Linked DNA regions of Mus musculus: all the other regions are linked to region 2. A link is a loop called in an ENCODE intact Hi-C map of the cell type or tissue named here. Cell type or tissue: left cerebral cortex. All regions are shown on one strand. Region 1 overlaps Ppfia2 (protein tyrosine phosphatase, receptor type, f polypeptide (PTPRF), interacting protein (liprin), alpha 2). Region 2 overlaps Ppfia2 (protein tyrosine phosphatase, receptor type, f polypeptide (PTPRF), interacting protein (liprin), alpha 2). Region 3 overlaps Ppfia2 (protein tyrosine phosphatase, receptor type, f polypeptide (PTPRF), interacting protein (liprin), alpha 2). Region 4 overlaps Ppfia2 (protein tyrosine phosphatase, receptor type, f polypeptide (PTPRF), interacting protein (liprin), alpha 2).

Region 1 (8,000 bases), 130 kb after region 2:
ACTGCAACAGCTTGCCAGTATCATTTGTCTTAAATGTTTGACCATCCATGAGCATTACAAGGATCTATACCCTAGAGCTTCAGTTTTGCCTCAGTAAATATAATTTATAAACTGTGTACTGGGATCCCACTGACTCCAGGATCCTCTGAACAGAAATATGTAGACACCAGTATATTCATGGCAACATAGAAGTGAGAATTCACACATATAAAAATTAATTTAATTTGTGTCAGATATTCTGGACAAAATGTATTTGCGTGTATATATGTAAAAGTAATGGATATATTTTACTAAATTAAAATGCAATGGAAATAAACTCTTCTTTGCTAGTGTGCACTCCCGACTTCTCATTGGCCATTTGCCCTCTTACCTTTAAAATTATTCAATACAATTATTCTAGGTGCTAATCATAAAATTTGACAACATAATCTTCAGAAAATGGTAAGAATGGTTTATATTCTTAATGAAGTGATGGAACTAAAGTCCCGTGTCCTTCATGCCTGTGTGTCTAGTGTCCTTGCATGTGTTTCTTCTGTGATAGCATAATTTTAAGAACGTCAGCTCTGTAATTTCAAACTCCTTGCAGACGGTTCCTTTCAGATGCATAAGACACCACTTCAACAATAGTTACATTTTAAAACTTTAATCTTTGCATAAGATACTTTTTTGATATATGGTGGTGTTCTTTTTACAGCATTTAGTTTGATTTTTCTTTTTGCACCATTTAGGCCAAAGTAAACATACTGTCTTGAAAATAGATTAAGTCGAATGGGGTGGTGGTGGGGTGGACATCCTCTTGGAGATGGGGGAGGAGGAATGGGATGAGGAACAGTCAGAGGGCAGACTGCGAGGGGGCTAGTGACTGGACTGTTAAAAAAGATTTAATAATAATAATAATAATAATAATAATAATAAGGTTAAGTCACACAAGTAAGAATAATAGCTTACTTCTTCATTTTAAGGTAAAAATAAGGATTCAACTACAAAGTCTTTATGTCATGCTTTCGGTATTGTCTTGTCTACAACAAAATTCCTAAGTAATACCATCAAAAACATAATCGCCCAAACTTAACCCCTTGTGTTAACTGCATACTCCAAGATCAAATACTGTTTTATGGAATTGAGATCACTGAAAAAATGAGTTTGTATTTAGTAAAGCTTATGCACTGTCGGAACACTAAGAGTTTTTAGTGAGTATATTATCACGTCAGCGCAACAGTGGTTAGAAATTATTCCTCTGCATTTTTCAGAGAAAAATCACCTGCTGAGGAAGGTGTCAGCAAGACCTCCACTGAAGGGATTGCAAAAAGCCTGTGTCATGACCGAGCATGTGGAAATCGCTGATCCTTAAACTTTGAAACACTGGGGTAGAGCACCTAATGTCCCAAGCTGCCCACACAGTTGGCTTCAGGGTATTGTAAAGAGTGTTTATATCTCAGTGTACAGGGAAGGAAAAAAAAAAGTACTGCTTCCGTGCAGAGCCTTAGGGCAGTGGCATTTTGAATCACTGCCACACTAAGCAGATTGGCTCTGAGAAGAGAATATATTCCGGAACAACACAGAACAGACACGCGCTATCAGCAGACATCAGTGTAAAGCAGGAGAGGTGACAAGATTAAACAAATAAACGTATAGAGGGAAGAGCAAGCAAGAGAACAAATGTATTCAGACATTAGAGTTTGCAAAAGAAACTTCTAGAAATCCAGTATTCACTTACACAGAGGCTCCCTTCTAACATTCTGAATACGCTTTCCATATTTTCCCTCTGTCCATTTGCACCTATTTCAGAACATCATACACAGCGAAAATGATAGTTTTTCAATCAAAAATGATGAAAGGCATTTATTAGCTCCACAACACAAACCTTGCGGTGCGAAGAAGCCCATTGTCTCAGAAACCATAACACCGAATTATAAAGTCAGCCTTGGTACTTGAAAGATACACACATTTGAGCTTTTAAAGGAGGTAAAATCTGACTTGGTTTAGAATTAAGCCTTTTCTACATCGAGAACTGGTGTATCCCCAGGCGTTTGAGACACATTTAACAGGCAACACCTTTGTAATTCACATAAATCATTTTGACTCTGATAACAGAGAAAAATCTATCCTAATTAGTTTCTACTTTACCTCAAATTGAAAAGCATAGTAGACAAGATGGCTAAGTCTCCTGTAATCGTAGTTGTTTTTGCACAGTTAACAAAATTAGATAACAGGCATTATCTTTTGCTGTGTACGCGAAAGAGCAGATTTTGTTCTTCGCAGAGGACTTAGTTTGTAAACTTCTATGAATGCCTTTAAATTCTACTCTGTGATACATGAGAGACATAGCTGCACAGAATTCACTCAGTTGCAGCCATAAAAACACACAGCAGGCACGACACATCTCCATACCTTCCACGACATTATAAAAGAGTATTTTAAAATGCCCGTGAAATAAATCATTCATTATAATTTATCTGGAATTCACAGAGAAGGCTACCGCCATTCATTCTCTACGTTTAAAAACAGACTAATTGCTTGCACATTACCCACTAGGTACACCCACTTCTTACTTCCACACTGCCTACTTTTCCTTTCATTATTTCCTCTTTATTAAAATTTGACCATATATTGACTTCCTCCGTCGTGAAGCCATTTAAAGCACACTTACTTGAAAAGTGTAAAACCGGGTCCCATTAGGAAGATGGACTTTAGGGGAGCCAGAGACGGTGTTCATATCCGAGAAAATCATTTCTGATCACAGAGACAGTATAATCCACAGGAGCTACAGACGCCGAGCCGAGAGCTTAACGTGCAGATAAATCCGTGCATGCATTGAGGGAGACTACAGAGTAAAACGAAATCTGCCCCATCCTTCCTGGATACACAGGAATAGCTTTTAGAAGCTTTCTTCTCCGTTTGCAATCTAAGCTCTAAGGGCACCAGCTACTGACCTTTCATGCAGCTAGCTCTTTATAACGTGGAGTGTTTTTTTTTTTTTAAACAAAAAAAAAAAAAAAAAAAAAAAAAAAAAGGAAAGAAAAAAAGAAATTAAAAACACAGAAGGAAAGAAGCAAGAACCAGGGATAAACGGAGCCCGTGCAGGATCTGGCAGTGCAGTGGACCTGCCCATCTGTTCTCGGTGATAATCACCCCCCTCCACCACAGTCTAGCAGAGTGATTATGCTAAATATCCTGGTTAACCAATAACATACAGTTTCATTTCAGGGATGCATGCACAGTGTTATTCAGAGGACCTCTTCTGACGAACGTGGAGCTTGCTTCACACACTGTTAAAGCTGTGTTTAGTAACCAAAGCCTGGTTTTATCACTCTAGTTTTTGGTTGTTGTTTTTTTTTTTTTTTTTTCTTTTTTTTAATCCTCAATCTCTCTGTCTACTTTCAGTCTTTCTAATGGTGTCGATTTTTTTTTTTTTGTAAAGCCTTCATAAGGTGAGAATTCTTTCATATAGATCAAAATATAACTAACTACAACACTGGGAAGTAAGATCTACAACCCTTCAAATCTCTGTAATATCAGGAATATTTACTAATAAAATTTAAATCATGTCTCCTCTCTGGAGTATAAAAAAAAAAATCACAAGTGCAGCATGCTAATTATTCAGTCAGTTCTAACTTAGCTCAAAAATAATACTAAAACACTTAAAATGTCACACATTTTTAATAAAACCCATTTCTTATATAAAGCCACTAATAAATGTATTTATATACAGAGGAACTTTAATGGGGGATTCATTAAGTGTTTATAAGCATTGAAGTAGTTTGTTAAACGTGCTTATTTTTCTATGTCCTTAAACAATTATTCACTCTGTATAAAAGATCAGATGGATGACTTGGCAAGTTCTTGAGGTAAAAATAAATGTTCCATTTACACATGGTTCAAAGGGTGGAGATGTCAGGAATGAAAGGGATGACCCAGAAGACTGTCTTAGCAGAAATATCGAAGTTCAAACAGTGAGACATCATCAAGGTCTAGGAAGCACCTAGGAAGAGGCGGGTGATGAAAGGTGAAGTGGGGAAGGATCACAGCCTGCTACGACCAGGCACACACATAATATTAATACTAGATTGGGAGGCTGAGGCAAGCACATTGCCATGAGTTCAGGCTATTCTGGGCTAATATAGCAGTTTCAAATTATTATTTGCGTACACTTACAACACTTGGGAAGCAAATTGGGGGCCTCGGGTTTTGTCTCGGAAGGTACCTACCCATGTTAAAAGGAATCCACTGAAGGAGGTTTGCCAGAAGTGGGTAGACTGCTCCATGTTTAAGGCAAATGTGAGGTGGCATAGCAGCAAGCTGCTAATCCCAGAGACAGGATCTCCAGAGCAAGCTAGCTGACCAGAGAATGCATACTGGGGAGCTCTAGGTTGTATTGGTGATCTCTACCTCAACACAATGATTCTCAATATCAATCTCAGGCCTCCCCATGCAGAGACAGACAGACAGACAGACAGACAGACAGACACACACACACACACACACACACACACACACACACACACACACTGTAAACATACAAATGTTTACACATACACATGTAGAAATGTCAGAAAAGGTTTACCTATCCTTCATTGATTTTAATCATCTATTTGTATTTGTATTAACTGTTCTGTGTATCTGCTCCTTTGCAATGTTACTTGGTATTTAATATCACCCCTACCCCCTCTTCTGCTTACATTATCTCCTCACCAGTTTGGATTTTGTTTCCTTTTAACACGCTTGCCCCTGATATTTCAGTTTTGGCTTGGTTTAGATTTTTTTTTTAACTTAAATGAAATTCTAAATATTTTTCTCTACTACCAGTAACTTGCTAAGTATTCTTGCATTATTACAAGTAATTTTTAAGAGCATAATTTCAATAATTATTGAAGTACTCATAATATCCCTTTTTTTCAGTTAATATACCCCCCTCTTATTTCTTACCTCACGGGATTCTCTTAAATGGGTTTAAATTATAAATTGATTTTATAGTCTTACTGTCTGTGATGAACAGACCCAACAGAGAGCTCACATTTAGAGTTGCTCTTTCTACATAATGTTAATCGTATTATCTCATTATTCTGAAAACATATTTGGAAACAAGACAGTTGTGTTCTCTGCCTGATAGCGGTAGGGAAAGTGGTCTTCTACTCTGGATGTGGTCAAGCTGATGTAACGAGCTACATTCACAGAAGTTGCTGAGGCCATGGCCAAGATTTGGCCCACCATCACTGTGAAAATCATAGCATTGTACGAATTAGATCACTGAACAGGGAGAGGTTGACTCGTTAAAAAATGAAAAATACATCTACTTAGCCTGTGTGCTCCTTAAAGCAAGCATTGAGAATTAAAGTTAGCCCACCACATACATACAATTTCCCCACACTGCTCATCCTTCAGTCAGGCCTAAAGAGCCATGATAGTTCTGGACCTAGAATCCCTGAGGAGTTTCAATACTGCTCTGAGATTTAGGTCAAACACTATGTCCGAAGATATGGTTTTCAGCCACTTTATTCTCTTAAATTTATCCTAGTTTTAAAAGCTAAGTAGGACTTGTCCATCATAAACAATAGTCAGCTGACATTTAACTTAACAATGGATGTATTCATTTTTACAAATTAATCTGTTATGATATTCTAAAAATAAATTGAGCATATGAAGTAGAAACATCACTGCAATTTAGTAGGCATGATCTATTTTTACAAGAGCAAATGAAAGAAAGTTAAAACCGTTAAAAGTTAATATTTTCATACCCTTTTTTAACTCTTTAATTCCCTTCAATTCCCTAATCAATCACTTTGTGTTTAGCATAAATCCATGAGAAGAATTCACTTCTAAAGCTCAAGCCTGCAGCTTCATGGCTAATTGAAGTTCTAGAATTATTCTCTAGTACTATTCAAAAAATCTAAACATCATAGTTGATTTTTCATTCATACATTCATAAACAATAATTTTGATTTTTTTTTTTTGCAAAATCGTTAATGATAGAGTATAATTAGTTGTATAGTGTCTTTTGTTAGCCATCATATCGGTAATCCATACTTGAAAGGAAAGGAACTATGAATTATAAGAATAGAGGACTGAAGCACTGAGTGCCAGCATAAAGGAGGGAAAAAGGCGACCTAGGGAGATAGGAAGCTCATGGGACCCTCCAGAATGCACCAGAGACCTGGGAAGTGAGAGAGTCTCTCAAAGAAGGGAACTTAGATGGAATTCCAGACAGTAGGGAGAGGGAACTTACAGAGCCCACCTCCAGCAGGAAGACAGGACATCAAGTGAGAGATGGGGTTGCCATCCTACAGTCACAGCTCAGACCCAAAGTTGTTCCTGTCTGAAAGAACTGCAGGGATGGAAATGGAGAGAAGCCTAAGGAAAAGAAGGTCCAGGGAGAGGCCCAAGTTAGGGTCTAGCTCAAGGGGAAGTCCCAAGGCCTGACACTATTTCTGAGGCTATGGAGCGCTCACAAAAAGGGACCTATCATGACTGCCCTCTGAAATACCCAACATGCAGCTGAAAGAGTCAGATGCAGATATTTGCCTCTGACCAATGGTCAGAAGCAGCTGACCCCTGTTGTTGAATTAGGGAAGGCTGAAAGAAGCTGAGAAGGCTGATCCTATAGGAGGACCAGCAGTCCCAATTAATCTGGACCCCCGAGATCTCTCAAACACTGGCCCACCAAATAGAAAGCATACACCAGCTGATATGAGGCCTCCAATACACATACAGTAGAGGACTGCCAGGTCTGTATTCACATCAGAGATGATGCACCTAACCCTCAAGAAACTAGAGGCCCCAGGGAGTTTAGAGGTCAGGTGAGGTGGAGGGTGGGGGCATCCATGTGGAGACATGGGTTGGGGAAGAGGTATGTGATGTGGAACAGTCAGAATGGTAGGGGGGATTAAATATGGAATATATATATATATATATATATATATATATATATATATATATGACAAAAAATGAATAGAACAGATATTAACAAAAGATAACATTAGCAGGCTTGAGTTGTGTCTTTCCTACTCACATCAAAAACAAAATTATGCCACTGTTTAGAGAACTTTTGAAACATTTAGAAAGAGAAGATATTTGTAAATTCTTTATGAAAATTGCATTAAGTCTAACGAAATTCTGCCCATGAGGAAATCCATATAACATGAATGGTTAGAACTGAATTTGTGGAGGTAAATCATGTGAGGACATGAGAGTACTTTCATTAAGCTGTTTATGCTTCAATCATGTGTACATGCCAATATGATCTCTGTAGTATATTAATAACATATATGAATTTTTGACTAACCTAATTAGAAGACTATAGTCCTTGCTCTCTATTCACTTTCCCTCAACATCATAGATTTGCTTCTGCATATATCAATGGCTAATAAGCAAGGGTATTTATTCATTGACTGATCTTGTCCCCAAGCTCTGAAGAATGATTGTAATATATGCAGTATGATCCTATTTTATATTTGGTTGGGCCAATAGTAAATGACAATAGACAATAACTAAGAAAAGAATTGCAGTGCACTGTTTCAAGTACTGATCAATGTTGCAACCTGCAGGATTCTAAGTGATTTGGTTCAAAAAGTATCTCAAAAGAAGTCTGCATCAGAGTGGTCCCAGAAAATGCAGGTGGATGTCAGCTCCCCAAAGGGCAAGATTAACCTTCAAAAGGCATTGAACCAAGAAATACAGCTGATAGAATTTCAAGGCATTGGATGTAGGCTTGTGCATAAATTCCCAAGTGAAATTAGGAAAAAACTTTTATCTTGCCAGTATTATATTTCTCCACAATCAAGAATAATCAAACCATTCTTGTCTGGTAAAAAGATTTGAATTTTAGAGTTATATTTTCACAGTTGTGGTGAATATGTTTTGACATCATTCCTTAGCTTGAGAAACACCTTTTCAAGGTTATTTTAGAATACTAAAAAACTTAATTCTTTGATTATTTTCAATCTATCGTAAGATCATTAAGACATTTACTTGTAAATAAAAGAACATATATAACAAAGCCTGTG
Region 2 (8,000 bases):
TTTAGATAGATATCAAGTCTATGTCTTCCTCAAGAGTATCAATAAAAACATCACGCAGTTAATTCTGATTAACAACTAAATTGGTGTCAAATAAAAGTTGCCTGAACAAAAGCAGTACTGTAGATTAAATTATCTTTTTAACTATTTCTGCTAGCTTGAATATATTAAAAAGTCTAAGCTACTGATTTCTTTTCCCAGAAGTAACACATATCAAGGCATAAAAGTCATGAAGTCTATCAAGAAATATGAATAATGAATTACTTCTTCATGAATTCATAAGTTTTTGAAAGCATTTTAATTACAAATAAAGGAATATAAAAACATCTTTATATGACAATAAGCACAATTTTGAATATAGTTTTGAATAGAGTTTCAATTAATATTATGAATGCAAAATCTTTGCTGCCACTTTCAAAGAATGAATCAATAATGATTAATTAATAACTTTGCTTCTCCATCTTAGACAACATTTCTATGAATAAATTGTTAACTTTATTTACTAAACTTTCTAAGGAAAAGAAAAGAATACAAATTCGTAACCTTTCCAGAGATAAGAAGTTGATCATTTTACTCTATCAGGTTGGCTTTTATTGTATCACAGGAAAAAAATTATTATGCAACAGAACTGTTCAGTTCTTTGCTCTGCCACCATCCGACAAGCCGAACATCATACTTTTTTCAACACTCTTGGTTTTTGTCGGATTATTTGTTCCTATATATTTAGGTAGATTGTATAAATTGTGGAAATTAACAATTGTTTAATTTTTGTCCAAAGAAGAAGTAAACCTTTGTAGTTGGCAACTATTCCTGCCTCTAATTCATCTCTTTTGATAGGACTGAACCACTAGTATCATGAAATTTCTCTTACTTGTACTGAATGCAGGCACATGGTGACTGACAATCTGAATTCGTATTCATCAAAAATTTTTATTTCTAATTTTTCTGTTACTTCTTCTGTTCTTTTAAATGGCATGAAAATTGCTTAGTGAAACTTTTAACACATATATGAAAGAGATACTAATTCTATCACTGAAGATTAAAAGAAAACAAGTCACTTTATAATGACAAATGCATCGCCCAATGAAGAGACTGATGGAAAGAGTGAATATTTCAAATTGCAAGGTTTTATTTTAGTAATTCCTGACTCTAAAATAGAAAAAAATGAGAGAAATTATTTTTGCACTAGAACACCAAGTCCAATTTGACTCTATGACATTTGACTATGTAAAAATAATTATATATATATATATATATATATATATATATATATATATATATATGTATGTATGTTTATGTATGTTTTCTGTTACATTTACCATAATATAGGATCAACAGAGGCAGATGCCAAAATGACTGTTGGTTTTAGTTATACATGAAAAGTCTGTCTGTATCAGTGAATATAGTAGTGAACATCAGTCTTTAAAACTGCTGGCCATTATAAAGGTGAATGCCCATGCTCAATCTTTCATGTTTTATTTATTTTCTATATTAACGTCTGAAGTTTACTTGCCTGAGGTATAGTTACATTTTCTTATCTTTTTCTCTCTACTTTTATAGCCATAGTATTTAGGTTAAAATGCTAATTAGTTATTTATACACCTGTGTATTTATGCTCTGTTTCACTCCCAGATAAACCGTTTATGAAGGCAATTGGGAATGAATTAGTACCTAAATAAACAAATTAAATATTATTTGGTCTCTGGGCCAAGAGGGAACTCAACTCCTTAGTTTCAAACTCCCCACAAACACTGACATTTTCTGATGCCAATGGGACTATTAATTAACTTTAACTGATGTGTTTCTTATTGTAAGGAGTGGTTCAAAGCTCTGCAGTTGTAGACGACTCTTTCAGCAGTTCAGGGTAGATACAGCGGTTATCTTTCTCTCTGAGAAGGAGTGTGACGTTAGTAAGGCTAAGCCACTTGCACAGATCTGTCTGTACCAGAGGGGGACCTCAGCATTTGCTCATAACCATCAGTTCAGTGGCTTGTAACCTTGCCAAGATCTATGACGCACGAGGCCAGCTCATAAACACTGTATCTGTTCATAGATTGCATTAAAGAATATTTATATTACGCTATATTTCACTTATAGAGCGTCTATGTGATAGTTTTTTTTTTTTTAGATTCTTTTAAATTTACTCACACAAGCAGATCATTGTCTTAAAAGTTATTTGTTAATTTCTACTCTGGTTAATCGCTCACTCTCTTAAGTGATGGCAGAGTTCTTATAGCGAACCTGAAAACAATTACATACTCCCTAATATATTGATTTAAATCATTAAATATAGTTGATTTCTCTGGAAATCACATTTTTTTCTTTCTGATCCAGGTCACTTTAGGTGTCCATCCTGTGTGTTAGGGTATCTGTCTCTGGATTCAAAATAACTGCCTTTCCTTGTTCTTTAATATTTAGTTAAGATATGGGATTCACTTTTAACTGCTTTTCCAATCCAATGAAGTCAGACAGTACTTTTGTCACACCTTGGGGCATTGTTCACTTGTGTTTGTAACTGCCTCTCACTGATGTGTGAATGTCTAGGACTCAGAACTCTTTAGTCATAAAGAGAATGTCTTACTTGGTATGAAAAAATCTGTCTCAGATTCTGACACAAAGCAAATGTCCTATAAATTCTTGCAGAATTTTATTTTATGGAACTAAATAAATTATAAATAATATGTATAATTATTTGATATTATACTTAACATGGCTATTTATATGACATGTAGTTTTGTTTCCTTCAAAAATTTCATGATTTTCTGCCTCTCATAACCAAGATGAAAAATGGGATACAATTTCTTCTTAATAATCTAGAAGACAGAAATAATGTTATCCTTGTCCATACATTTCACATATCCCTCTCCTAAGAACTATCTGGGAGACTGATGATAATAATATATAAGTATATAAATATTAAATGGAACAATTCTACATACTCAAAACCTAGATATAAACCGACAATAATCCCTAGTTTGGATATTAATGCTCAGAGCCTGTCATATATTTTACAGTGAAGTGCCCTAGTTCTTGCTATACTAAATCCTAATATTTTTTTAATTTTTAAAAAGCACTGCTTTGAACTTCTTTGAAAATTGAAATTGTGTCATAAACCTTAATTAATCCCTAAAGGATATTACCTCCAGATTGCCATATATTTGCTAGCAGATCTTACTTGAATAGCAGCTGAGAGAAGCTTACAGCTCCTTTTGTAAAGACTGAAAAATGAGATTTCCGTCTAATAAGTGTCAACATATATATTCGCAACTAAAATATTAGCAGCAACAACGCCACGCAGAAGGGTTTAAATACAGATGTCTAAAGGCCAAAGCGTGCCCAATTTGCACTTCAAAATCCATGTGATTTTCTGTTACTGGTATGCTATTTTGGGAACTATGGCTGCTAAGGGCATGCATGTAAGAGACTGAGAGATGGAGTGATGTTAGGTGTTAGAGAGAGAGAGAGAGAGAGAGAGAGAGAGAGAGAGAGAGAGAGAGAGAGAGAGAGAGAGAGAGAAAGAGAGAGAGAATGCAATTACACCATACTAGATTCTAAATTTACAATTATTAGATTATGCCTCTGGACACGGGGGAGGGGGCGTCTAAGAATGCAGTAATGTTTAATTATGACAAGTTATACATTTAGTGGTATGTATTATTAAAATCCACAGTATTTTAAGTAGTTTTTTTTTTTAAACTCAAAAGTGTTCCTTTGACCTTAGTTACTTGTTTAATTGTGTGAAATTAAGGCGTTTCCCGCTAATGATGCAAGCACGGATTGGCCTGAAATCATGTATCTGTACGATACCTTTTCATCCAAGGCTTTGTGGTGTTCAAACAAAGATTTCAGTGCCTTGAGAACCTCCACTTCACTGGACACTCCAGAGGGAGACTGGGCTTGCCGCTTGACCACCGTCATTCTTAGTGACCGTTCATGTCGGGACACAAGGCACTCCAAGTGTTCCAGTAACAGCTGTGGGATCAACAGGGAAGTTAGTTAATTTAAACAGTTAGTTTAAGCAGGCACTTGCTTTTTTTGCAGGCAGTAAGAATGCTTGGCCTTTTTGGTAGCATTGCTAAGAAAATTAATGTGGATACACTTGAGTTTTCAGAACTAAAGGCCAGAAACTCACTGCAAAGCCAATGAGGAAACTGATTCTCAGCTTCACTTCAGAACCAGGGCTTCTTTGCATACCCATGGATCAAAACGGATGCTTGCACATACCCCTCTAGAAAGCCTTCTATCTTGACAGACTATATAATTAGAAAAAAAAAATGTGTGGTTAAAAAAAAAAAAAAACAGGGCAGAAAATTGTAGTATTTTTGTGTGTGTTCTATGTTGGGAAAATGGAATCTGCAGTTTGAAGAACTTTCCTCAAGAAAACAGGGCGATGATGAGATTTAGGAGGACTCTAAAAACAGCTGTCTGTGGTAGGAGGATAATCTTTAATCATGTTCCATCATGTTAACCTGATATAACCTTCTCATCCTATCCTGGCCCCATGCCATGTACAACCCGCAAATATTAACTGAATCTACAAACCCCCATTTACACTTGGGGGGAAATGAATAGTAAGGTTCGTTTTTCCATGAAGATCCTCTGATTGAAATGTGCATGCATATGCATATAACCACCCTGATTAGCCTACGCCTTCAATGAGTGCAGTGCACCCACAGCCTCTGCTTAACTTAGACACTGAGGCGTGTGGGCACAGGGACACTGGCTTCACTTTTTACCCAGTGTGTATTTCCTCCTGTTGGCGGCTACCCAAACACACAGAGCTTCAAAACCTGGTACCTAAATACATAAAAGGCTCTTGCTCTGAGGCAACTTAACTCCATCAAGCAAATAAAGCAAACGATCCAAAACAAAACCAAAACCAAAACCAAACCAACAAACAAAACACCTTAAGCATCCTGACATAGTCTGACAATAATTCTCAAGTGAATAATAATATATACTAAAATTGTTATGCACTTGTGTTTATTTAAGGGAGAAATGCTGACTAGTCAACTATCCTCCTCTTGCAACACACACTTTCTTCAAGTCTTTCATTTGTACAGATTTGGGGGGGGGGGTCAAATGATCTTTACACAGGCGTCACTTAGCTAAAGGGATCTGCAACTCTATAGGTGGAACAACATTATGAACTAACCAGTACCCCGGAGCTCTTGACTCTAGCTGCATATATATCAAAAGATGGCCTAGTCGGCCATCACTGGAAAGAGAGGCCCATTGGACTTGCAAACTTTATATGCCCCAGTACAGGGGAACACTAGGGCCAAAAAGGGGGAGTGGGTGGGCAGGGGAGTGGGGGTGGGTGGATATGGGGGACTTTTGGTATAGCATTGGAAATGTAAATGAGCTAAATACCTAATAAAAAATGGAAAAAAAATATAAATGGAAACAGTGAAAAAAAATAAAATGGAAGAACTTAAAAAAAAATCAGGAATTACGTGTGTTTATATTATGATCTAAAACATTATCAAAATTCCAGCTATGAATTAGCAATGAAAATAATTCTAATGTTGGGGTCATTAAAACGTGAGGAACTGTGTCACAGGGTTCCAGCATTAGGAAGGTTGAGAACCAATGTGTTAGAAGTATTTATGCAACATTACGTATCATTCAGTGGTTTGTTACATGGCTGAAGGCAGCTTGGCTCTTAATGTGTTTTATAAAGATTGAACTGGCTACGTTGAGCTTCTTTTCTGTTCCCTGTTGTGTCTTCTAGAGTTATCATGGGCACCGTGAAAACTTGGCATAGTTTAAACTAGATTTCACGTACATATGCTGGTCAGCTTTACTCATAACTAATACACTAACTATACTGAATTCTGTTTTCTGTGACTAAGAGCACATTAACAACTAAGTTGTTAGGTTCTGTTGACTGTTAAACTTTCTTGTAATTATCAGTTCCCAGGGCTATCAATTGAGTATGTGCTAAGTCAGTTTCCTGATCATTCTGATTTCTTCCAGTGATTGTTCCATCCATACTTGTTGATAATCTTTATCTTTTTAAAAAAATTTTATTATTAATTATTTTATTTATTTACATCCAAAAAGTCTATCCTCCCAGTCCTCTTTCGCAGAGTACTCTCCCTGCCCCATCCTCCTCTCCTTTGCCTCTGAGAGGGTAGGGCCCCTGGGTATTCCTCCCTCCCCCAACCCTTGTATGCTCTTTGGATTGTAGCTTAGTCTCAGGGAGCTCAGGGAGAAGAAAATAATCATGGGAAGCAGAGGTTGGGACAGACCTCTGTGGAAGAAGGGAGGGAAAGGGGAAAAGGGGAACAGGATCAGGTATGGGAGGGAGAGACAGAAGAGAAGCCCAGAGGGCCAAGGGGATGAATGAAAATATCCAGCTGTGAGAGGAGGTTGGGGGTGGGGGGAATCTTTTGAAAGTCCAAGAGACCTAGGATGGGGTAGGTTCCCAGGACTCAATGTGGGTGACCTTAGTGGAAATGTCCAACAGTGGGGATATAGAACCTGAAGAGACCACCTCTAGTTGTCAGAGAGGGCCCTAAGTGGAGGGATAGGGACACAAACCCACCTTCAAATTTTATTACTCATGTAAATGATTTTTCTAATGTTTTCAATTTCTGTAAATTTCTAAATTTTATGTATTCTAACAATCTATATTTCTACTCTATCTAATTTCTCTAACTCACACACAATGGTTTTATTATAGACTGCCATTATCAGTAAAGTGTAACTCTTTCATAATTGTAGTTATATGTCCCAAGCATCACATGACATTTCTAGCTTGCCTATTTATATGCTCAACCACAAAAATTAAATTAACTTTCAAGTCCTTAACAAAGGGGATTTGATATTTCAATCCCACACTCTTGGCATTCCCTCCATCTTCCATTCCCCTTTGCATATTCTTCTGTGTTCTGTCAGCCTCCAGAATTCCTTCATCTGCCTTTACATCCACTGATGACATGTGGGTTCAGGATTCATTATCCTCTCCTGACTCAGTCCAAATACAGTTTGTGTTGATTTGAACATGTTTGGTCCAGGAAATGGTACTATTGGGAGGTGTGGCCTTCTTTAGGTGGGTGTGGTCTTGTGAGAACAAGTGAGTTATTGTGGGCGTGCCTTTAAGACCCTCATCCTAGCTCTTTGGAAGGCAGTCTTCTTCATTTTGCCTTTGGAACAAGAGGTTGAACTCTCAGCTACTCCATCCCACTTTCTGCCTGGATGGTGCCATGCTCTCTCCTTGATGATAATGGACTGAACCTCTGAACCTATAAGCCAGCTCCATAAAAATGTTGTCATTATAAGAGTTGAAGCAAAGGCCATCCAAAGACTGTCCCACGTGGGGATCCATCCCATATACAGACACCAAACCCAGATTGTCAGGAGTGGGTGTGGCAGCAGTCTCAAGATGGCACCCAGGACTGCAGCCAAGTCTTATGACTTGCACCTGACTTCTTCATACACCTGAAAATAAGCCGCATCCATCCATCGTGAGAACTGCACAGGTGCACCATGATGCAAGATCGGACCATATGACAAGTAATGATTCTGGCCAATGGACTGCTGTTACGTGGACTGGGCTGATGGGACGTGGTTGAGAGGATATATAAGGGATTGCGATTGGGGGCAGGTTGTTTTTTTCTGGAGAGATTGATTTCTGGAGAGAGATTCATGCATGATATTGAAAGGTTCCTGAATAAACTGCTTTGAGAAGAACATAGTGTTGTCATTCTTTTCTGCTGGTCGGAATAGGAGGCAACACCAGATACTAATGCTGATGATGCCAAGAAGAGCTTTCTGACAGGAACCTGTTATAGCTGTCTCCTGAGAGGCTCTGCCAGAGCCTGACAAATGCAGAGGCGAATGCTCACAGCCAACCATTGGACTGAGTTTGGGGACCCCATTAGAGGAATTAGACAAAGGACTGAAAGAGCTGAACGGGTTTGTATACCCATAGGAAGAGCAATAATATTAACCAACCAGACACCCCAGAGCTCCCAGCGACTAAACCATCAACCAAG
Region 3 (8,000 bases), 77 kb before region 2:
CATTTGCAAATTAGTGAGATTATTAAGATCCTGAATACTTATAGATATGTCACTTCAAATACAAAGGACAAATCACACCGAGTTTTAAATTAAACAACACATCTGTATGAATTAACTGAACGTGATGGTTACTGTTTTGTTTGTGAACTTGGTTACACATGGAATTATCTTGAAATCCAAGTGTTGTTTTCACCTGTGAGGAAGTTGGTTTTTTAATTAATTTATTGGAAGTGAGAAGACCCACTTTTAATCCAGAATTTTTGAGCTAGGAAGATACATTTTTGATCTGGGCCATCTCTCCTCACGGCAGCCTACATAAAAGTCGAGGGTGAGGTAAGCTTGATTGCTCCTTGCAGGCTTTCTCTCTGTCCCTGGCAAGTCTCTCTCACTGCCATAGGAGCCTATTTCTTCAGGATTCCAGTGTGTACTGGAGACAAGCTGAGACTTTGAGCCTTGTGACCGAACAACCACTGGATTTTTGTACCTTCCATTGTAAAGGAGCCGTTGTTGGAATAGTTGGACCACAGACTGTAAGCTATTCTAATACATCCTCTTATTTTATCAGTTCTGTTCCTCTTGACAACTCTAATCAATACAGTGAAGGATTTCATTTTTTTCCATCAGGATTGAAGGACACATCAGTAAAATAAAATGGGCAAGACAAGGACCCAGGATAAGAAGGGCACCCAAGAATCAATGGGAGTGATTCTTAGCTGTGACTCACAGTATTGGGTACAGTGAATGTTAAGAGGCCATCTCCTATATCCAGGCAGAAATTCTAATGGAGCAATAGGGACAAGAACCTGCAAAGAAAACTTTTTTATTTTGTCTACAAGAAATTTAGGGCTTGGGGATAGAGCAGAGACTAAGGGAATGGCCAACCAATAACGTGCCCAACTTGAGACCCATCCCATGGGCCAGCACCAATTCCCCAATTACTATTGATGATGCTTTTTTATGCTTGTAGACATGAGTCTAGCATGGCTGTCCTCTGAGAGGCTCCACCAAGCAACTGACACAGACTACATCTGAAGAGACTCACAGACAAACATTGGATGGAGCTTGGGAACTCTTATGGAAAGTTGGAGGAAGGAATGAGGGCCCTGAAGAAGATAGGAATTCCACAGGAAGACTCATAGAGTCAATGGACCTGAACCCTTGGAGATCTCAGAGTCTGAACCATCAGGGAAAGAACATACACAGGCTGGATCAAGGGCTCTCCACATGTATGTAGCAGATGTTCAGCTGGTCTTCATGTGGGAGTGGAAAAACTGGTACATGTGGCTATCCCAAAAGATGTTGCCTGTATGTGGGATATGTTCTTCTAGCTGGGCTGCTTTGTCTGGCCTCAGTGGGAGAGGATGTGCCTAGCCTCAGAGACTTAATGTACTCTGGTGGGGAATACTGGAGCAGGGGGCACCTGCTCAGAGAAGAAGCAGTGGGGGGAGGGCCAAAGGATTGTGGGGCAAGGTCACTTGGAGGGGTGGCAATAAGTTGGTTGTAAAGTGAATAAGTAAGTAAATAATTAATAAATAAATAAAAGTAAAACAACTGAAAGAAGCAGAAATTTATTATAAAAAGGAAGCCTATAGTCTTAAATTTAAAGTTTATTGAGATGTAAATAAGTGAATAAGTAAGGTACATTTATGATTGATAGACCCACAATGAAAGAAAGGCTGCCAATAATCTAATAACAGGCTTTTAAAGTTTATATTTCATTTCTCAACACAGTGAGACTGTTTTTAATGAGAATCTCCCCCACAGACTCATATGTTGGCATGCTTGGGCTCCAGTTTGTAAAACTCTTTGGGAAAAGTTAGAAGTATGGCTTTTTTGGAAGAAGTATGTCTTTGGGAGTTTGCTTTGTAGTATCAAAAGCCCACAATATTCCAGTTAGTTGTTTTTCCTCTTCCCATGTATGGATCAGATTTAAAATCTCAGCTATGCCTCTAATAGCATGCTTGTCCTAGATTCTGTGTAGTCTGCCATGATGATCATAAACTCAAATTCTGGGACTGTAAAATCTAACAAACTCTGCCTTCAGTAAGCTTCCTTGGGCATGATGTCTCTTCCCAGCAATAGAAAACCAGCTAGCACAGTGGCAATGCAGCATTTGTGACATTTCTCTTATATGTTCTTTATATTTTCAGGACTACAAAAATCCTATTTACTCGATGTTTCTTTGACATTTTTGTAAATTATTACTCAGGTTAAGTACCTCTAGCACACATTTTTATGCTAGTATATCACTTTGAAACATGTGGATAGTCAAGTAATTTTCTTAAACGATTTCTTGTTTAATAATGATAATTAATAAGTTTATTACTGATAATAAATACAGTAATAATTTTATTATTTTCAGATAAAAACCTATTCATTGAGCTTCTCTTCTGTGTACCTAGTGTACAATGCATACAATACATGTATTTCCTTAATGTACATTAGTAGAAAAGACAACCAATAAATAAAATTCCTGAGTAAGTTATATTGTTGGTAGAAAATAGAGCAACTGTGCAAGGATGATGCATAACATGACATTGCATAGAAGTCCTGAATAAAATGTAATAACCTATCAAGAAAAAAACTTTACAGATGGAAGTATATTTGGTGAGACAGGACCCATCCTCGGGGTTGTCACTTAGAGACATCATGGCAAAACACAGCTAGGATGTGGAGTTAGTAAAATTACCCCTGAAAGAAAGAAAAGCATAGTTCCAAAAGACTCTAAAGTACTTTAAAAGTCTATGGCTTTCTTACTAGGAGTAGGAAAGGGGAGCAAAGCGGGAAGATCTGGGCAGAGTAGCATTATAGCTCGGTGACCACAATGGCTCTGAATAAAGGCTTGCATAGAACTGGAAGGCAGGTGATAAATACATGTGGAGTTCTCCAAAATAATATCAGCAGAGTTATGAGATAGACATGAATCTTCACTGGAGAAAATGCATAGACTTTTGCTATGTTTTGATGATAGAACTAACAGAATTTGATGATTAGGTTCTACAGAAAAAAATATAAACACAAGAGTTAGCTATTGCTTACTCTTTTGCTGGCATATCACTCTGAAACAGATATATAGCCAAATAAATAAGTTCCTTAAATAATTTCTTGTTTGTTTACCTAATTTCATCATTAATGTATGTTAGTCAACGTTATTCATGTTTAATTGTGGGGAAGGATATATGTGATTTACTCAGAATGGTAATGGACAGGCTAAGTGGCAGTAGTGTTTGCTGTATGTGATATGGGCTAGGTAGGTAACACTGGAAAAAAATCAACATACTAAATCAGAATTTTTAAGTGTCCAGATGAAAACATGAGTTGGCCCTGAAATGCAAGATCTTCCTCTTGGAAAAATAGTAGGGGTCAAAGTTAGAAAGTACTCCATAGTGGTGTTGAGATCCGCTAGATTAAATAAGCCTGCCAGGAACTGAGTAAAAATTGCTTCAGAAATAAGTGTAAATACCTTAAATTTCAAAGATACATGTTATAAAATAAAAGACAGGGAAGACATGCAGAACATATTGTTCATAGTGGTTTGTGGTCATAGTAATTTTAGTGGACATTGGAATAAGTATAGATGTTCTAATATCAGTGGATGTGATATGATATAATATGATATAATAACCCCAAAATGAAGTTTGGCCTAGGAATACACTTTTTGGAGATTGACATTAGCAAGGACATATTGCTTAAGATGATTTGCAATGTTGGTAGCTTGGGTAGATTTCTGTAGCTGTAGGATTGTGTAGGTGCTGGGGAGTAGGTTTTGAGGATCTTGCCAGAAGCACACAGAATTTTAAATAACTTAACACTGCATAACAGGATCAAGGCCAAAATTCACAATATGGTCAGAACTAGTTCACAAAACATGTGATACTTCCAGCAAAATTCTGATGATTCATCTAGTCATCCATCTTTGATTCCTCAATGCTATTTCGTAGGTCTAGCTTCTACCTGGACCAGTAGCTGCTCACTAAATGGGTCTAAGAGCCTACTAAAATATTGACCCTTCTGTGCAATCTCTATTAACCATTCAGTAATAAATTGAACCAATCTTTTATCAACACCTGCAACAATGGTGTATATCAGAAGAGTATGGGCATCAGGCTGTGGAACCACATAGTTATTTTTTTTTTTTTTAATTATTGTCACAATATATAGCATTCTAGAAAAATATTAAGTTTACTTTTCCTGTCTCATTTTCGGTCGCCTTCTGTATTACTGTTCTGGTGCCAGATCTTTAATTCTTTGCTTTCTCCTTCTCCTTTCCATCCTTTCTACTTCTTTCTTACTCTCCTTTCTTTTCTTCATTTACCTTCCCCCTTCCCTTCTATTCCTTTTGCCGTGTTTCTAATACACAACTAGAGGATATACACTAAGCTAGCATTTTAAATGAAAACTTAACGAACTAGGCGAATGAAGTAAAAACTTCATATTACTATCACCACTTTAGAGATTTCACAACTTGTGCTTGGTCAGCATATTACCACAACTTTTATAAAGCGAATGGCTTGTCCTCACCAAGCTCCTGCTCATTTTCAAAGTATCACACATGTGAAAAACACCCTCCAAACTAACAAGATCATCTAAGCATGATATGTATTCTGTGCTTGCAAGGTCTGTGGATGATATACAATTGCCCATTTCTTGAGTCACATGACATATCCCTGAAGTTTCTTTATATCATCAGAATACTCTGATTGTTACTACCCATGGCTCATGTGGCCTTTGACTTCTGCCATTCTAAATCAGTGCTCCTAATATGTCCTTCTTCTTCCAATTTTAAATTACTCCAGAAGTAGGAATATGCTAGAAAATACTTAGTAACCCAACTAAATATAACAGTATTTTTTTTTCAGAAATAACTTCCATAACTTCACAAACTGTAGTGAATATATAGTAATAAATATGATCCAAAACAAGATATTGATAGTGATTTTAAGCTAACATGGATTGTTTTCAGAGTACTGGTTTGCAATGTGTTCAATGACAAAAGCTTTTCAGTATCTACATAAATATAAACTATGCTAAAATGAGTGAAAACTGATTTAAAATCCAACACAAAACTGTTTCTATTGCATTTATTTTATAATATATTCATGAATGTGAATAAAAATATGTGTTTCCATGATACCTTATCATGTAAGGACTCTTCAAGATTTTTTCTGAAGTTTTCTGATTCTTGAATCAAAACATTCTATGGAAAAGATAAAAGAAAGAAACAATATGCTGAAAATATTTAAATATGTACATGAATACTCTAACACTCAAAACCTTTATGATTCCTTCCCTGATAAATATATTTCCTGGTTTCTATGGAAACCAAGTTCTATTGAAGTTTTTAAAAGTAATAGTGAACCTTTTGCAAAATAAATTATTTAAACAAGAAATGCTACTTTGCTACACTTGAATAGACAGACAACATACATATTACCCTATGAGCTATTACTCTGATTCTTCACAGACTTTATTGTAGACAAGAATTAATCTATTCAATTATTACCCAACTATTCATAGTATGCTTCGACTTCCTAATGTGTCAAAAAAATCAAAGTTGGCTAACATTGTGTTAAAACATTTTGCTTGACTATATGAACATGGAAAATGCCTCAAGAACAGAGTGAGTGAAATTCTGTTTAGGTTTCTGAAATAATTTGTGCTTCTGAGGTTTTAGTGTTTATGTCTCTGTCTTATTTTGAGTTTGGTCACCATCTCTAACAATTCTGATTATTGTGATAGTTTCTAGTTATTAACATGACAAGCATGATTTTTGCATCAATTTTCAGGCTGAACTTAAGCACATTTCTTGAAACAATGCAGTTACAAATAGAGGGCTTAAAAGCCTCTATCTATTACAATATTACTCTTCTACCTGACATAGCCTCTCATGCCTTGGCTTGCAGTGTTGGTGGTTATTAGGCAGATTAAGCACACAATAATTTCAAATAAACACACACTCAATATTTATTTATGTCCTCCTCTATATTTAACAAACAATGAGAAGATAGGTGAAAATTTCATCATGTATTCTGGCATGTTTTCATACATGTGTTTCTTATAAACATACTAATATGTAGTATTTATTATGTGCCATCTGATAATTTGTTCAATAAATGATGTTATAGCATTTTGTTGAAGTTAGTAACTCACTAAGACTGTATTGAGGATCTTTTAGGCTAAGGAAAGCAGGTTGATTGCCTGATGCAAACAATGAGTACAGCTGGCTAGGAGCAGTTACAACCTAGACAATAGAGCAAAGCATCCATGTGATGCTCTTCCTGTGTGAGACTGTACCTTCTCTTCCAAAGCAGCCATCCTTTCCTTCAGGTGTAGTTGCAGGCGCTCATTGGATTCTGTCAGAAGCCTGTCCACCGTATCCGATAATCTCTTATTATGCTCTTCATTCATTTTCTCCCTTTGTCTAGCCTTATAGTTAAGGAAAAGAGAAAAAAATATATATTCGGCACAGTAAAATAAAACTCATTGCTCTTCAAGCTTAATTTTATAGTTTTGTGGGTTTTATGCTGAATGTAATTTTATGCATGTTTTTGGTTAAAGTTGTAGAAACTATTTTCTTTCAAATGCCTAGATCATAGGCAAATGATGTCAGCACAGCTTCTAGCAGGGGATGTTTTCCTCTTATATGCAGTCTGTAAATTTAAAAACACTAATGATAGATGGGAAAGCTTCATGCATACTCTTTGAAGTTCTTGATTCTTCTCTTCAAGTTGGCCCTCGAGGTGTCTCATACGTTCTTCAATATTTCCATGCCTCTCTTCAGCCTGTTAAGGAATACAAAGATTGGACCCAAAATGTAAAATGAGTTAATGCCTCCCATCCAAACAAACTGAAATAAAATGTAAAGCAAGCTACTGCCAACTGCAAACTTAGTTTCCAAACATAAACTTTCTTTAAACAGGCAGCTGAACAGCATCGCTTGAAATGTGTCAGCTAACAAGGGCCTGTTCCATCCAAGCATCAGCAGAACACTGGACTTATTTATGAGCAATGGAGTCAGCCAAATGTAACATGCAGAGTGTGCATGGCTTGAACACAAACCTGCCATTGTCCAATCTTAAGCTCCTGAAGCACTGAACTGCACAGATGGTCGATTATCAATAAATAAAAGTAACATAATCTTTTATAGAAATGAAAAGAAAAAAAACTTAGATGGATTCTATTCAGCAATAGAAAGTAAAGTCCACTAGGACTACCTTCCTACGTATGGAGATCATTTCCTGTAGTTTAGCTTCCATAACATATTGATAATCATCAGATGAGGTAGAAGAGGTTGGATCAGACTAACAAGTCAAGGAAAAGGAGAAGGACAAAATTGAAAAAAATCAGAACTAAAGACACTGACACCAAACAGAACATAGTACAGAATGCTTAAAATAAAAGTGACGGCAAATTCAATACTTTAATACACTATTCTGGTATCTGGTGAAGATAATGCAGTTGATGGTTATAAATGGAAGACAATGATATGCTCACATCAAAAGCTGTGAACCTGAGGTATGAAGGGTTAGTGACAGCTGGCAGTAATGGACTTTTACCGGGTGAGTTAAAGCAACTCTAGAAATGACATGTAATAACTGGAATTATGAGAAACCAAACACTAGAATATCTCTGATAGATACTTAAGAACATCTTAGTTTTGTTTTATCATGTACTTAGGAAAAGAAACCTGATGCAAATATTACATCTCAACTGCATTTCCTTATGACTCAGGAGTGCCATATTTGTATCAGGATTATAGAAGACCTGGTATGTAGAAATTAGAGATAGCACTAAGCCAACGGTATATATTATTATGAATATTCTTTAATTCAAATTGAATTGAGTTTCATCTGCAACAGAGCTGCATATAAAAGATGACTGCTGTACACAATGTGCATTGCTCTAGGATACAATGATCCCATCCTTAAGTGTAATTTAAAAAAAACAAATAAATGAAAATATTAAAACTTCTCTACTTATTATGCAATGATAATGTCATA
Region 4 (8,000 bases), 54 kb before region 2:
TACATCTTCAGAAAGACTTTATAATAGCTGAGCCTTGATTCCAAAGCTCTCCATTCATACGTATCTAAAGAACCGATAAGTAAACCATTTCTGTCTTCCTGAACAGGTATATAACTAAAATAACAACCCTAATTATGGTCTTCAAGAAGAAAAGACTATTGGCCATTAGGGAAGTGCATGGGTAGAGCTTCTCAGAGCAACATTTAGGAAGCCATTTAAGAAGCAAAGACAAACTGCTATGAGCTACCTACCTCTCGGATGTCCCTTTGATATTTTGTGTTCATTTCTTCTGTTTTAATGAGGTCCTTTCTTGCTGTCTCTGCTTCTTGTTCCACCTCTCCCACCCGGGAAGAGAGAGCTGTTAAGCGTTCTTTCATTTGGGCCATTTCATAGTTTTGCTTCTCAAGCAATTCTTGCAGCTCGACGATTTGGCTGGTGTCATCTGTCGAATCTATGGAGCCATTGGATAGACGCTGCAGGAAGAGACAAAAGCATGGCACTTAGGATCTTCTTTATTCATAACCCAAAGGATGAGAGGTAAAATGAAAACAAAAATGTCTTCACAATGAGAAATAAGAATTCTGAAACAAACTAGTGTTGGTGAGAAACTATGAATTGGGGAGTACTGATATTAATAGATAAAGAAAAATGGCATGGAGGAGCCAGATAGGTGGCTGAGCAGTTCTGCTCAGATAGAGGACCTGAAAAGTGTTCTGCTTATAGCCCCATGTAACCCTAATTCCAGGGGATCTTTTGCCTCCCTCTGGACTGCACAAGAACCTGCACGTGCACACACACACACACACACACACACACACACACACACGCACACGCACACACACACACAGAAAATAGATATTTTTAAAATATGAAAGCAAACCAGTAGTTTTTTAATTAGGGTGATAGATGCATTTGCACGATAATTTTATAAAGTATATATGAGAAATCTATATTATACGTGATTTAAGACAGACCACAAATATATGTGAGACATATAGCACATTGATTTAATTAATAGATAGGGATATAAAGTATGTAATGTTTTCACTTCTGATCCAAATTCTTTTGAGTTTCACAGACTTTATTTCACTTTGCGTTTGAAATAAAATATTTCATACACTTTAAACAGTTTATCTGGATCATGTTCTTTTGCTTCCCCAAAATATTCCCAGATCCTCCCACCCCAAACCTACCCAACGCTTGAAAACATGTGATCCTGATTTCCTTATGCTGGCCAACTTCTCCTAGGCACAGGGCCCACGTTAGAGGGTGGTTGGAATACTTAATGTCACTCCATTGGAGAATATTGATTTTCCAATTCCCAGAAGGTGTCGATTACAAGGAGCTTCTTGTTTAAGGATGGAACTTTGTTTCCAATTCACCTTCACAGGACTGAGATTATCTAATTTAAATTTGGGCATCATATATGTGACATTACAGTCTCTATGAGTTCATATGTGCATCAGTCCTGTTATGTATGGATGGTGTCTCTTCCTTTGAGTCATTAAACACTTCTGGTTCTCACAATAGTTCTCCCTCCTCTTCCACATAGATTCCCCAGCACTGAAAATGGGACCAGTTGATAAAGAAATCCCATTTCGGTCTGTATGTATCAAAATCTTTCACTTTGCATATAATGTCCAGTTGTGGGTGTCCATTTTAGCATCTACTATAAAAACAAAGTTTCTCTACTAAGGGCTATGTGGTGAAATGATTTATTCAAATAGCAATATGTCATTAGGAGTCACTTTATTGATATTTTTAGCAGAATAATAGTATTAGCATTTTCCTTAGAGACCATCACTTATGTAGCTTCAGGTTCTTGACCATTTTATCAATATTGGGTTTGGTTCCATCTCATACAATGGGCCTTAAATCAATAAAATATTGTCTGATTATTCCTATAACTTCTGTTCCATCACTGTACCAGAATATCTTGTAGTCAGATTCTTGTTGTAGATTTCAGGATCTTTATCATGGTATTATTTGATGATTATTTTTCTCCTCCTGTAGTGTGAAAGTACATTCTAGAACCATGAAAACAAGTCACTAGAAGTTAAGTTTCAAGCTGGGCACCAACTTTATTTCATGTTGTATAACCTAATTACATCGTATTTTCTGCAGTAGGGCCTTATCATCAGTCTGTGAATGGTAAGCAAAAGTGTTGACCATCTCTGATGATGCTTAGGCAATCTTAGGACAATTTCAGGCAACTATTCAACAAGATGTAATCCATTACTAGCACTGTTAGCTCTTGGTGGTTGTAGATGTCTAGTTGAGGCGTTGTCTTTTCCATCCTAGAGTGACTGCATTTAAAATTCTTTCATATACTTATAAATTCTAGAAACCTATAGTAGTAGGTTTCCATATGACTTGTCAAGGATCTTTGAATGACAGTAGGCCCTCCCCATATTTCCTTCTTTACTCAGGACTCCATTCTTCTCCCAACGTATTTTTATAGAGTGATGAATGGGACACCAAAATTACAGGTTTTAGTTTTCATGACATTCATACGAATAAAATTTACATTTTTGGTTGAAATAACATAACTTATATGATCCCTCTGAAATTCTGATTTCTGCATTATCAAAACTTAAACATTATATATGTACAATACACAGTGGAGGAAGCTGAAAAAGGTCAAATATGTTGAAGCAGTCATTTCTCCTTTTTGGGAAAGCTGTCTAGTAAGTAGGAAATCTATTTTTCAAAAATTTCTTTTAAAAAATATGAAAATATTTAAAGAAAGCAGAGAACTCAATAACAAAAGACTAAAAAAAATATATGGAGAAATCTTCAAAAAATCCAGAAAGACATTTCTTAAAATAAAAGTTATATATGACCAGATTTACGAAAATAGTTCCAACATTAGAAATCATCAAGGGAGGTACAAAATGAAACCACAATGAAAAATTATCTCATGATTATTCTAATGCCTGGTATACAAATGTTAGAGGACAGCACATGTTGGCAAGAATTTACATTAAGTGAATATAAGTTATACAGCCATTATGGAATGTGATAAGGTATCAATATAATAAAAAATAGAATTGCATGTAATCTAGTGAGCTCGCTGTTCAGTGTATTACTAAATATACAAAGGAGAATTTTACTATGCCATCTCTACCTTGTTATTCAATGTAGTATTACTCATAACACTCAACATATGACATCAAAGTGCTTCCTAACTGATCAGATGAGTAGAGAAAATGTGGTTATATGCTAATATAATACTGACTCTACAACGAAGAGCCTTTCCATTTTATGTACCATGATTGAACTTGGAAGAGATTATAAATATGATGAACCAGAAAATTGGTAACAACATAATCTTGGTTATATGCAGAATTTCATGTGTATGCAAAGTCAAACAAAGGTAACAAAGTATAAGAGAGTGATAGGACGAAAATTCAGAGAGAAAGGAAGGCTCATTAGAAAAAGAATACATTAATCCAAAAATGCAATGTTTCAGTTTGATGGAAGGAGCATGCTTTAGTGATCGATTGCATATGTGAGTAGCAGTTAAAACTTTCAAGTGAATTGGATATTCAGGCAGGGCAATGCAATTATCATGATATTCTTTCCTGATAACTAAATTATCAGGAAAGAATATACAGGAACTATTTTTCAATTAATGGAATGATTGGGATATCGGCTTTGGTGAAAAACACATACAGTGCATATACAAGGACCTGAATTCAGTCATCAATACAGTACACAAGCAGGGGTGGGCCTATGAGTAGAAAGAAAAGAATGGAGAGAGAGAAAGGGAGGGAGAGATAGGGGAGAGAGGAAACTAAGGGAGATAAGAAGAAGGAAGAAATGACAAAGGGAATAAATGACAAAGCAAGGAAGGAATGGAGGGAAGAAGAAAAACAGCGGTAGGAAGGATGGATAGATTGGAGAAATGAAGGGGAGAAAAGAAATATGGGAAGGACGAAAAGCAAGGAAATGAGAAATTTTGTCCCATAGATGCTAAGTTCAAGTTCTGCATCTAGAGAACAGAGACGGCAGAGGAGGAGATGATTTTCAGAAAGAGAAAGATCCTAACCAAGCATAAACAGGAAGGTCTGGGAAGATCAAAGCAGCACAGCTTGTTCCCCTAAGACACTCCCTTAACAGCATGAGTTTGTTCCAACCCTCCATAAATTAAGAAGCATTTGAATAAAAATGTAAATGTATCCTCCTCCCATGTGCAATTTTGTTCCTAAGAAGCATCACTAAAACCAGAAAATAGCCCCTTTTAAAACCCAACTGCCAGGCTCTCCCTGCCCATTGGCTACCTAAGTGGATCTGCGTCTGAGGCATGAGTTACACATTTGCCTCACAAGTCTCTGTGCCTCTACAGCTACAATTTAACAATTAAAAAAAAAAAAAGCTTTCAACTCTTGTGACACATGCATATACCTTTTTAAAAGCAGTGCTTTTTGTTGGTAAAGGTTTGTATTTTTCTCAGTTCCAAGATGCTTTTTTTAAAAATTTAAAACCCTGTAAAACTATCATAGCTACTACACACCTAACAAACAGTACCAGCCTCCCCTGAAATTCATCTCTGAATTGCTCTTTAGTGTTCTCTTTTCAGTCGTTGTTCAGATATTTGCATAATGCAAGAGGTCACAGTTGCCTACCTTTGTTTGTTTGTTTGTTTGTTTATTCATTCATTTGGCTATTTTCTTTATTTACATTTCAAATGTTACCCCCTTTCCCAGTCCCCCCTCTGAAACACCCTATCCCCTCCCTGTCTCCCTGCTTCTATGAGGGTGCCCCCCCACCCACTCACCCTCTCCCTCCTCCCCGCCCTCGAAGTCCTCTACACTGGGCATCAAGCCTTCACAGGAGCAAGGGCCTCTCCTCTCACTGATGCCCAACAAGCCCATCCTCTGCTACATATACGGCTGGAGCCATGGGTCCCTCCATGGGAATTTTTTGGTTAGTGGTTTAAAGAAAAGACTGAAGGATCTGAAGGGGTATGCAACCCCATAGGAAGAACAACAGTATCAACCAAACAGACCCCAAACAGACCCCACCCCCAGCCCAGGGCTCTGAGGGACTAAGCACACCTTATTCTATGAACTGTTCCTGGATAGTCCCTCCTTTCATCTTAGCTCCAAACTTTGTCTCTGTAACTCCTTTCATGGGTATTTTGTTCCCTGTTCTAAGGAGGAATGAAATATCTACCCGTTGGTCTTCCCTCTTCTTGATTTTCTTCTGTTTTGCAAATTGTATCTTGGGTATTCTAAGTTACTGGGCTAATATCTACTTATCAGTGAGTGCATATCTAATGACTTCTTTTGTAATTGGGTTACCTCACTAAGGATGATATCCTCCAGATACATCCATTTGCCCAAGAATTTCATAAATTCATTGTTTTTAATAGCTGTGTAAATGTACCACATTTTCTGTATCCATTTCTTTGTTGAGGGACATCTGGGTTCTTTCCAGCATCTGGCTATTATAAATAAGGCTGCTATGAACATAGTGGAGCATGTGTTCTTATTACCAGTTGGAACATCTTCTGGGTTTATGCCCAGGAGAGGGAGTACTGGATCTTCCGGTAGTATTATGTCCAATTTTTTGAGGAACCTCCAGACTGACTTCTAGAGTGGTTGTACAAGCTTGCAATTCCACAAGCAATGGAGGAGTGTTCCTCTTTCTCCACATCTTTGCCAGCATCTGCTGTCACCTGAATTTTTGATCTTAGCCATTCTGACTGGTGTGAGGTGGAATCTCAGGGTTCCTTTGATTTGCATTTCCCTGATGATTAAGGATGTTGAACATTTTTTCAGGTGCTTCTCAGTCGTTCGGTATTCCTCAGTTGAGAATTCTTTGTTTAGCTCTGTACACCATTTTTAATGGAGTTATTTGAATTTCTGGAGTCCAGCTTCTTGAGTTCTTTGTATATATTGGATATTAGTCCCCTATCAGATTTAGGATTGGTTAAAATCCTTATGTGTATTGTAAATGAATAAAGTTGCTTTTTAAAAACACTTTTCAAATCTGTAAAATGATTCAAACCTACTTTTATAATGGGAAAATTCTATTTAAAATCACGGAATCCTTAATACCTTTGGCATGCTAAGACTTACATAATTGTCTTTGTTCCATATCACTGTGATAAAACACTCTGATACAAAGAAACTTGGGAAGGAACGGGTTTGTATCATCTTGAACTTCCAGGTTATATTCAATAATCAAGAGAAGTCAAGGCAGAAACTCAAGTAAGGCAGAAACATGGAGTGAGAAATTCAAGCAGAAACCATGGAGAAATGCTCCAAATGGCTTGTTATGACTGTCTTCTAAGCTTCCTAGAACTTCCAGGCTTAAGGTAGCACTGCAGTGTGTGTGTGTGTGTGTGTGGTGTGTATAAAAATCAGTATGTTATATAGATATGATATATAAGTATATAGAATATATATGATCAGTTATGTGTGTGTTCATAAACATATGTATATAAATAATATAGATCTATCTCAATTATGTGCATATTTTGAGTATTTATTTCATATAAATGGTTGTAATTTTATAATTAGAAAAAAATTTATTATTGCAATTCTGTGCACCTGAAGTCCATTAAAATCTTGTTTAATACAGCAAGCTTTATTAGGTTTAAGATGAGATAATTTTAAATAAATATAAACAGTAATCAGGCAACTAAAATAAGACTCTTTTAAAATGTTAACCTTTAAATTCATTAAGCAGCAGAAATGCATTGCATCGCTTGGACACACCTGTGAAATTTAGAGCAGTATGTGAAAATCTGCTGGAGTGATCTGCCAATTTACCTTTACCTGAAGTGTTTGTGAAACTTCTCTGTTTATAAATATACAAGCTGATTTAAAATTCTATGCTATGGATGAAACCAGGGGATGCGACTTAAATACTATATCCCCCAAATTGCAGCTCAGGCCCCTAAAATAAAGGTTCTTTTAAAAAACACATTCAATTCAGATTACTCATATATTTAAATATTAGCTATTTATTTACTGCTGATGGGAAAGAATAGTTGGTGTCTTTCCTTAACACTAATACATTTAAGAGTTAATATATATTTTCTGTTATAAGAATATTCTCAACATGTACATGTACAAAAAAGCTAGTTTGTTACTTTACTATATTTCAAATAGATTATCATTCTCTCTTACTATTCTTACTTCTTACTATTTACTGATCTTTCTAAAAGAAAATAGAAATATGAAAGTAGAGGAGTCGGTGATTGAAATTGATCTACCTAGTAAATAAATTCTTGTAATAGAGGCATAAATATTATTAAAATTTACTAGCACATACAGAATAACCAATAAACAGTTCCATCCCATTTTTACAAGTAACTCTGGCATTTAATAGTTAGCAATGTATTGCCGATTACACTGTCAAGAAGTTATTATGACATTCACAGACATTCCCATAAATCATCAGACTTTTCTAGACTAGGAAGAATTATCTCTGTGAGCAAAAGAATGTATAAATGAAGGTATCTAGAGCTATAAAATAAATAACACAGATTCAGACAGGAAATATTGACAGGCATAAAAATAATAAGAAGAAGAATAAAAATGTAGGTGGTTGATGTACACTTAGCATAAATCAATATTGCATTAATATAAAGAATATTTTTGAATGAAATATTAAATATACTATTCAACAATCCAACACAAATATGAGTGAATGACATAAATAAATTCTATCCTAAGCATTAGTACAAGTAGAGATTTTGGAAGGATACAGGCAGTGGAGTGACCTACAAACACCACTGTTTCTTCCTAGAGATCATGAAGGTTCATGTAATATGCTAAATCTTGAGCTTCCATTTACATCCAAGTCATCAAATAAGACTGTATACTGATTACAATAGCTATATGAGCTGCCTTCCCCAGAAAATAGTCGTAAGGATTCTATCTCCAAGTGTGGGTTCAAAACAATATTTCTATGTTGCTCAAATTCCTTAAGTTCTCATTACATGATAGCCACAAATATAAGTGAATGACATAACTTAGTTACTT

What was found. A loop is a pair of places that touch in the nucleus more often than their neighbours do. Peaks named below come from ENCODE experiments on the same cell type or tissue, not always from the same donor. Only the 100,000 strongest peaks of a DNase experiment are listed, where the experiment ranks them.
Region 1: a loop joins it to region 2, with 5 times the contacts of the local background. A loop is called at or near these places in 3 of 42 quality-filtered maps.
Region 3: a loop joins it to region 2, with 9 times the contacts of the local background. A loop is called at or near these places in 2 of 42 quality-filtered maps.
Region 4: a loop joins it to region 2, with 2.7 times the contacts of the local background. A loop is called at or near these places in 2 of 42 quality-filtered maps.

Annotation. Positions count from the first base shown.
Region 1 is chr10:106,627,529-106,635,528 of GRCm38, reverse strand. All of the region lies in intron 3 of Ppfia2 (protein tyrosine phosphatase, receptor type, f polypeptide (PTPRF), interacting protein (liprin), alpha 2), which reads right to left. Among named protein-coding and RNA genes, the nearest start is that of 4930532I03Rik, 29 kb to the right of the region's middle. In left cerebral cortex, no CTCF peak of the experiment used is centred here; DNase peaks (open chromatin) are centred at 1,496, 2,364, 2,664 and 3,152; H3K4me3 peaks cover 3,145 bases; H3K27ac peaks cover 3,060 bases.
Region 2 is chr10:106,757,952-106,765,951 of GRCm38, reverse strand. Ppfia2 (protein tyrosine phosphatase, receptor type, f polypeptide (PTPRF), interacting protein (liprin), alpha 2) reads right to left here. Exons shown (of 32, transcript NM_001205341.1): 5 at 3,805-3,969. Among named protein-coding and RNA genes, the nearest start is that of 4930532I03Rik, 160 kb to the right of the region's middle. In left cerebral cortex, no CTCF peak of the experiment used is centred here; DNase peaks (open chromatin) are centred at 4,201 and 4,711; H3K27ac peaks cover 1,012 bases.
Region 3 is chr10:106,834,478-106,842,477 of GRCm38, reverse strand. Ppfia2 (protein tyrosine phosphatase, receptor type, f polypeptide (PTPRF), interacting protein (liprin), alpha 2) reads right to left here. Exons shown (of 32, transcript NM_001205341.1): 11 at 6,699-6,782; 12 at 6,295-6,426; 13 at 5,135-5,197. Among named protein-coding and RNA genes, the nearest start is that of 4930532I03Rik, 240 kb to the right of the region's middle. In left cerebral cortex, no CTCF peak of the experiment used is centred here; a DNase peak (open chromatin) is centred at 3,822; H3K27ac peaks cover 1,402 bases.
Region 4 is chr10:106,811,809-106,819,808 of GRCm38, reverse strand. Ppfia2 (protein tyrosine phosphatase, receptor type, f polypeptide (PTPRF), interacting protein (liprin), alpha 2) reads right to left here. Exons shown (of 32, transcript NM_001205341.1): 8 at 252-473. Among named protein-coding and RNA genes, the nearest start is that of 4930532I03Rik, 210 kb to the right of the region's middle. In left cerebral cortex, no CTCF peak of the experiment used is centred here; DNase peaks (open chromatin) are centred at 1,224 and 4,225; H3K27ac peaks cover 853 bases.